Regions from separate parts of the Homo sapiens genome. Here region 2 is linked to region 1. Evidence: chromatin loops called from intact Hi-C (ENCODE). Cell type or tissue: endothelial cell of umbilical vein. All regions are shown on one strand. Each heading gives the region's core, and the rest is flanking DNA. Links, peaks and the distances in the headings are about the cores only.

Region 1 (4,402 bases), core at 211-4,210:
AAGCTACTCTACCCCCTCCCCTCCATTCATTCAGGATGAATGTGAAGGTGCACATCCAGGGAAAACAACAATCAATTTAGCAGTTAATGCTCACTGTTTCCATTTCAGAGTGTTTACATTTTCCTTCAGCTTCTTCTAATGCGGCATTGTGAGATTTAGGAAAGAAGTCACCACTCTCTCAGCATTGCGGCATATGTGAGCATTTCTTTGCTTATTCTTTGTGGAGGCATTTAGTTAGAATTTAACAGAGAAACAACAACAGCTGGAAATATCTTTCCCCACCCCAGTGAACACAAAAAATTAATCATCTCAGAGAGTCTGTATTAAACCTGAGACAGTGCACAATGCAAATATGGCACAAAGTCTATCCTTACATTTATTTGCAAATGTGTACAGATATGCTTCATATAAATTAATCCTCCATTTCATTATAAAGAAGGAATTACGTCTGTGGTCAAAGGGTGGTGGCGGCGGGGAGCGTTAATCTGATTTAGCGCAGCATGTGAAAAATTAATTGAAAGTCACAGCTCCATAGTGTTTATTATAAAGTAATTTCACACCAGCTCAGGATTAGCATGGTAACGGGTGACAATAGGTCATCACTATGTTAATTGAAAGACAGCATGCTTTGTAAAGAAGGAGGCAGAAAGAGAAGGAGGGAGGGAGAGAGAGAGAAATTGATTTAGAGACACAGGAATTATAATATAGGAATTGATGGTGGTTTGTGACAAAGGGTAGAGAAAGGACAGGACCCATTGAAAAAGATAGCCTCTTGCAAAATCAAGTGGCTCTCCTTGGGGTAGCCTAAGCAAATAGTGTTTCTGGTGACATGAAGCTCTGAAATACTCTGAGACTCCTATAGTTAGAAATGCTTTTTAGTTTCTGCACCTTTCAGAGCTGGCTGTCTAATAACTGAAGGAGCTGACATGTTCTATGTTGGTGATGTTGGGGTCAGCAGAGAAGAGGAAAAACCCAGGCCCTTGGCCAAGTGCTTTAAATTCTCCTCATCTTTTTTTCTCTGAGGATACAGCTTGGCTCTCAGAGAATCTGAACTCTCACCTAGAAAGATTAGTGCAAGGTTAGTGCAATCAGCATTAGTGGTAAAGTGAGGGCATCTTTCATTCACCAACCTCAGGATCAATACAGCTGATACCAGCGGACACGTAACAGAACATAACCTGTCATTTTGACGTCATGCTGAATGCATGGCCACATCAGGCTTGTCGTTCTAACTGAGTGCAGAGTCCATTGAGCATCTCTCTCTGCAGCAACTGGTGCCTACCACACTCTGGCGTCCCTCCCGTGGGCTGTGAGCTGGAGTGTACAACACAGGATCACAGCCTACACTTCAGCAACTGAAACAGAAGAGCGCGTTTCCTGTTGTATTTGCATAATGGAGGTAGGTTAAAGAAGTTTCATGACTAACAAATCATACCACTGGCACAGGTCACACAAGATGAATTGCGAGCGAGAACTCTGTTATTAATTGCAGTCATTGTTGGGGTCTGGGCTAGTGGCTTATTAAGGATTTAAATATGCATTTTCACAAGAGTATAGGCAACTGAAAAAGTAGGATGATGTAATGCGTATATCGTATATAAGCAATCTGGGAACTGACTCAAGGAAACCAAATTTACAGAAACGGATGACAGAGAAATTATAGCTGTGAAGTGTGGGTGAGTAGTGTGCTTGCAAGTCATACGTATGGGTAAGAAGGGGTGGTGGTTGGAGCAAGAGGAAATCAGTCTTGTTTATTTATAAAGAGAAGAAATTGTCTTTTAGGATTCTGCAGTTCTCTGTGGTATGAGCTAATGAGTGTGACCTTTCGGCCTACACTTTCTTATGGAAAGTTCGTAACCCAGACTGACACAAGCTGTTGTAATATGTTAATTTTGACCTAGCTCTGCCACAAATACTAACGATGATCTCCAAGACATTTTCACTAAGAAATACAGTCTTTTCAGATATAGCTTTCAGCACTAAGTATTTCAATGACCTTTCTAATGAAGGTCAAAATTAAAAAAGCAAAACAAAACAAAAAAACCCCAAAAAAAAACCAGAAAAGAAAAAGTGGTGTGGGGAAATGGGAATGCTACAGAGGTTGTTAACTGTGAGGTTAGCATTCCAGGCACAGTCCTTTCTCCTTCATCCTTTCAAGAAACTTTGTTCCTTAGAAGAGTGTGGGAAGAGGTCAGCTGGAAGTTATCTGGAAAAAATTGAGTGGAGATGCATTCAGAGAGAATGGGATGAGTTTGGAATCTCCCCTTGAGAAGCCAGGTGTAATTTTCTAAGATAGAAGGAAATGGGGAAAGCAGGCTCACTCAGCAGGGAGCGTTCCACGACACTGGGTCAACATTCATTTATTTGAGGGCTGACCACCATGAATCACAAGCTCTAATGCCTACAGAAGTCAACCATGTACTAGAAATCAGTGAAACAGAGAAGTAGGTGCTTCTGAGGATTGTAATGAACTGGGAGAACAGGAAGTGGCTATTCATCCCAGGCTGATTATTGCAACATAGAGATATGGGCCAACTGTGTCTGTATCTCTTGACGTTTAAAGAGGGGACAGAAAAAAGTACTTTAATATGAAATCTCCTGGCCAGGCAGTGGCTTACACCTGTAATCCCAGCACTTTGGGAGGCCGAGGCAGGTAGATCACTTGAGGCCAGGAGTTTGAGACCAGCCTAGCCAACATGATGAAACCCAGTCTCTCTACTAAAAATACCGCCCCCACCCCCCCAAAAAAAAGAAAGAAAAAAGAAAATAAAAGAAAATTAGCTGAGCATGTTGGCACATGCTTGTAATCCCAGCTACTTGGGAAGCTGAGGCACGAGGATCGTTTGAACCCAGGAGGTGGAGGTGGTAGTGAGCAAAGATCGTGCCACTGCACTCTAGCCAGGGAGACAGAGAGAGACTCTGTCTCAAAAAAAAAAAAAAAAAAAAAAAGGAAAAGAAAAAAAAAGAAATCTCCCAATTTCTAAGTGTTGACAACTAATATAAATGTTTTAATTACTGTGTGGACCTAACAAATCTGACTATGAGCGTGACACAGCCATATATATGTCCATTGTTTGTCACTGTGGCTTATGGCATGGGCTGCTGGCCTCCAGTTCTTCTCTGAAATCTACTTGCTGGAGACAGGCACCTCTTCTTCTGTGTGTTCACAGATTTAGTGTTTGCTCTTAGTATATTTTGTGATTTAAAGGTTATATAAGTTTTTCCCTTTCTTATTAGTGACTCTCACTTCTCTGATAAAGAAAAAAAGGCAAACATATGCAATGTGGTTTCTATGACCTACATGATTGAAAAGTGTTGAATGAGAAAGCGTTTCTTGAAACGTCAATGTTACACATTTTTCTTTTTGCTTAAAAAATAAAAAACTGTTTTTTTGTTCTAGAGAAGGAATTCTTAGCAATAGATTCACTCATGATCTTCAGTTGGGACCCAAGCATGCTAAAACTGTACACAAAATTTTGCATGTAAATGGGTTCTCTACAATTCCATTTGGGAGGGAGTCTGTAGCTTTCATTGGCTCCAAAAGTGAGTTCATATCTCTCCTCAAATAGTAGTATCCAGTGCTCTAGGTTTTATTGATAGTCTTTCACTTTTTGTTCGGAAAAAAATGTATATTTTATTTGTTTCAACTGTATCACCTGAAGGCCACAATTAGAAAAAAATGACAAGGAGCTCATTCATCACACCTATGGCATAAAATCTAGAATCATACATTTGATAAATATGCCAGGTTATTAGACTATCATTGTTCAGCTATTTCTGAACAGGTCAAATTAGTTTTCTAGAAATTTAAATAGACATGTGCATGAAATTTGATAGAACTGATACTTTCCTAGACATTACATTTTTGAGGTCGCAAACTAGGTGGGCACTTGTCATTCTTTTTAATTGCCCAGCATCTGAACCACCTTATCAGATTTTTAGAATTCATGGAATTAATTCAAAAAATTAATAAATATTTCTGATGAGAATGTATAGAATGAGAGGAAAATAGGGATAAGGTACCCAGCTTTGAAGCAACTCAATTCATGATTGATTTGTGATCTTCCTCCAAACTAACTTTCTTCAAGAAGCAAAAGTAAATGTTCTCTGGAGGATTATAACATCATCCAGAGCCTCAAGTTCTTTCAATATTTTCTCATAAAAAAGTCTACTGCTCAGAATAAAAAATAACAAGGTAGAGAAGATAAAAATTCACCCAGAACCAAGAGGAATAAAATGGAAACAGGTCCACAGTTAATGCAACTATTGAAGTACATTCATGCACCACATAACAATATTTCAGTCAACAATGGACAGCATATATGATGTTGATCTCATAGGATTAAAATGGAGCTGAACAATTTTTATTACCTAGTGATGTTGTAGCCATCATAATGTTGTA
Region 2 (4,402 bases), core at 315-4,314, 57 kb after region 1:
AGCGGGGGACATTCTTTTTTGAACGTTTTCTCCACATTCTCAATGGTGTACTTTGACTTTGGTGTTTGCTTAGAACAACTTTTTGGCAATAAAATTGAGTGAATGTATTAAAACAAAAAGGGCACAATCTGCCTATAATTCTTCGACACCACAAATCAAAGCACTTACCCAAGTATCTCAGAGGAAAGGAGACTAAGGTCCTCAGGTCAAAGTAACTTTTCAATATTTTCCTTACCTTGGACCAAACCAAAACTGTGAAACAGGTCTCAAAGTTATCTCCATGGTCTTTGTTTCCAATATTCCCCTTTGTAAGACACTCAACACCCTCCTATTTCCTTTCAGCTCCTTGGAGTCCTTGAGGTATGAGTATTATAGATTTGCCATTTTGCTTGTCCCCTAACAAAACCTGGCATTCAGTGTGATTTTCCATTCTCTCACAGATAACTCTTGAGACATACAAATAATTGATACATAAATATCTCTCAAAGGAATCATCATTAACAATTACTTAACATGTGACCCCATCAGGCTTTAGCGCATATTAATAAAGGCTGAAAATACAAAGCCTTAATGCAAGGGACTAAACCCTTGGCAGAAAGCCTTCAGGCACCATAAGAGACCCAAGTGAGATTTTTCTGGAACCTGCAAACCACCTCACACCAGTCCCAAGTGTGAAGTTGTATTTCTTGGTTGAGATTGTCTCAGATACTACATAGTTTATATTAAAACACAGAAACATACATTTTAGAATCAAAGTTCCCTTAATTCTGTGTCAAAATAACTCATAAGCAGCTACCTGTAGACAATTTTGTTTGTAGGAGGCAAAGGTGGCTTTATAAAGACTTTGATTATCTGAAAGGAATTCTGCAGCACAGGTTTAATTAAGTATTCCCTTCACAGGACACACAAGCCTCTGACTTCTGAAGAAACAACCTCTTGGTAATAGAGAATGTTTTCCCTAACAACTTTCATACCTTTCCCTCTGTCACTTGGAAGCTGTTTGATGAAACACATAAAAGTGAAATGCTACCTCTGTACATTTTCTCCATGGAGACAATTCATGAGTGTATACAAATCAATGCCAAGCCTGCATGGATGGCAGCGCTAACCATCCATAAGTCATTTGTCACTAGAGTGAAAGAATCACTTCACACACCTGGTGAAACTACATTTATTTTGACTTAAATGTACTTCAAGACGTGCTATTCTGGGGACGCGTCTAAAGTCTCTTTAAAAAAAATCAAACTTCAGCATCTAATATTGTGAGAAATTGATTATATATAGGTTGAAGGTGGAGTAGAAGATTAGAGTTTGTTATTAAAGCTTGCTGTGAAACATCTTTCTAATCATAGAATGACACAAATGGGATTTTTACATACATTGGTTGTACTCCAGCGGTGTGAAATTTTTATATTTTTTTGTGATTGAGTCTAGGGAGAAATGAGAAACTTAGAAAAAAAATGCTTTCTAGATAGAACTCTCTCTTACTGGGGAAAGAAACAAGAGTTGACACTGCTTAAAAAGCATTGGCTTTTTAAGCAGCATTGTTCTCAAACTTTAAAGAACCCTTAGGCCCATGCATGCCATAAAGATTTTCCTCTTCGTAAGAAAATTCAAATGCAGTCAGCACTATTCAAGTTTGAAGAAGAGCTAGGGCTAGACACGCTAGCCGTTTATATCAGTTGACAACAGGGGAATGTAGGGTCTTTTATGTCCATATCTTTATTTATTTTCCTGGTTTTCATTTATTAGACAATACATGCACTTTTACTCAATCTGAGTGTTAATCATATATCATCTTACATTTTTTAATGTTGATTAGCAACTAGTGAAATATGCTTTGTTGTTCCAATAAAACACTTATTTCAAAAAATAAATCAAATGAGAAATATTAAAACTTTAATCCCCACAGCTAAGAGAAAGCTAGATAGTCTATTATAAAAATATTGCTTCAGTATCATTATCTCCTGCATAATGGAATCTGGGGATAATACTTAGTGAAAAATAAATCACGAAACTCCTGGAATATCAAATCCCTCTGACAAAACATTTCAGGTTTGCACCCTCCAACTCCAAATTATTCATAACAAGTTGCTGCAACTAATAATTAAATCACATTTCTGTAGAGACATAAGGGTAAAAGCTAAAGCCTATGATCATGTCTTTTCTCTAACATCCTTAACCCCGCCTGTTTATTTGACTACTTCTTTTTCAATGGTCTTCTGAAATATGGGCAACTTTTAACCTCCAATTTCCCATTCTTAGAATCAGAGACATTCTGGATTCTTTGGGAAAGAAAGCAGTCACATTTCTCTAGGCCCAGGTTGGCTGCTTCTCACTGTGGGCTGTGAATCCCCTTAAAAAGTCATCAATGACCTATTTGGTGTAGATTTTATACCTTAACAAAGAAGGAAACATTATTTTTGCCTCTACTGTTAATGGGGGAGGAAATGAATTCATGATGCTGGCAAACAACAGTCGATGTCAGGAAATCTGGACCAGGAATAGAAAAGAGAAACATAAATTGAAGTAAGTGAGAAGTGATTCATACATTTTGTTTTTATTTTATTTTTTAATTCTTTTTTTGAGACAGAGTCTCACTCTGTCGCCCAGGCTGGAATGCAGTGATATGATCTCGGCTGACTGCAACCTCCACTCCCAGGTTCAAGCGAGTCTCCTGTCTCAGCCTCCTTAGTAGCTGGGATTACAGGTGCCTGCCACCACCCCTGGCTAATTTTTGTATTTTTAGTAGAGATGGGGTTTCACCATGTTGGCCAGGTTGGTCTCAAACTCCTGACCTCAAGTGATCTGCCAGCCTTGGCCTCCCAAAGTGCTGGGATTAGAGGCATAAGCCACCGTGCCTGGCCATGATCCATAAATTTTGTGTCATTACTTCTGCTGTGACAACTAGGGAACCAGGCAGACTGCATGGAAACCTTTCCTAGAATGGGCTTCCACCCAAAAGCAATCTGTCTAAAACAAAGAACAAAGCTATAGAAGGAAACCAGGAAGACACTTCTGTTTACATCAGGAAGGTTTTTTCCCCCTTCTCTATTTTGCTTGTTGTATCTTTTGAGGAAATTGCAATTACTTTGCTATTTGTTAGTGTCATGTGGTTTACCTTTGGAAGAATCCAGAATCCAAGGTTTTTCATAGTTGAATGTTGAGTTTTTAGCAGATATTAAAATGATCATTTATTAGGTTCCTAAAGGTATTGCTAACTATCCACGGCCATTTGTGATTTGATTTCCTGACTCACATGTCAGTTTTTGGGAGATCTCCATCAAAATAGTTTAACATGCTATAAGCAATGTGTAGAAGAGGACATTCATAAAATGTCATTTTCATAGTTGCCTTATTTTAAAAATAGCAATGTTAAGCACTTCACTTCCTGGTCAGCTCAAATGCTCTTGCATTCCCACTCCAGCACTTTTGTTCTCTCGCTAGAGCTCGAACCTGTTGACCCTTCCCCTTCTCACTGTCAATAATTCCCTCAGGCTCACTCCTGTCTCCTTATGCAGCTTGAAATTCACAGTTAGATGTAGTATCTTTTTTTTGGCTTTTAAAATAACCTTTATTTTTAAAAAGTTAATATGTGCATTATAGGAAACTGAAAAACACAAGAAGCAAAGAACAAAGTCATTCACAATCACAAGCAGTTTATAGTTTGACATGTTCTTCTAGGTCCTGTGCATGTGTAGGCACAACATTCAGTTTTATGGGACTGAGATCGTACAGTATGTATCATGATTTTTCACACATCATGAATATTCCCAGTTCAAAATCCCAAAGCTATACGAGTATTTTGATAACCAAGAATACACTACACCAACTCAATCTGTTAAACAATAATCTAATCCTGCCTTTCTTGGGACAAAAATGGCAACATGACTCTAGATAAAAAGCATTGGCAGAGTTCCGAAATCCTCAACTACCCTGTTCTCTTTGTCCACTGTATCATCCAGAAGAAGGTCAATTGTGGTTAAGACCAAGTATTCACCTCCCTGCTTCCCCAGCTGAGCAGTGACATGGTCCCAGAGGGGATGCACACCATGACGACCATAGTGACTGCTTTCCCTGTACGTTCATTACCACAATTTGCAAATGAGCAATCCATGCTGCCCGACAATTATACTCTACTTTCCTTGCCAAGTTGCTGTTTCACATGCTAAAGGAACTAGTGCCATAATTCCTCCTCTTTTTTCAAATTTCCAACAAAAACCGCCCACTCTTAGTTGATGACGTTATCTGATAGTTCACTGGATCCTAGTGGATTATTATGACCTCAACTTTCTGCTCTCCCAGTCTGGTATCTCGTACCTCTTCTGTCTGCAGTTCTGCTACCATGCCCTTCTCTCTCTTCATGCTTGGCTGGTCATCTTGTTCTAGACTTCATGGAGGA

What was found. Hi-C counts contacts between places; a loop is a spot of excess contacts. Peaks named below come from ENCODE experiments on the same cell type or tissue, not always from the same donor. Only the 100,000 strongest peaks of a DNase experiment are listed, where the experiment ranks them.
Region 2: a loop joins it to region 1, with 3 times the contacts of the local background. A loop is called at or near these places in 2 of 110 quality-filtered maps.

The regions. Positions count from the first base shown.
Region 1 is chr12:41,603,039-41,607,440 of GRCh38, reverse strand. No RefSeq gene overlaps it. Among named protein-coding and RNA genes, the nearest start is that of LINC02400, 160 kb to the left of the region's middle. In endothelial cell of umbilical vein, for the core only: no CTCF peak of the experiment used is centred there; no DNase peak of the experiment used is centred there.
Region 2 is chr12:41,545,809-41,550,210 of GRCh38, reverse strand. The region is part of intron 5 of PDZRN4 (PDZ domain containing ring finger 4); the gene reads right to left. Among named protein-coding and RNA genes, the nearest start is that of PDZRN4-AS1, 140 kb to the right of the region's middle. In endothelial cell of umbilical vein, for the core only: no CTCF peak of the experiment used is centred there; a DNase peak (open chromatin) is centred at 2,450.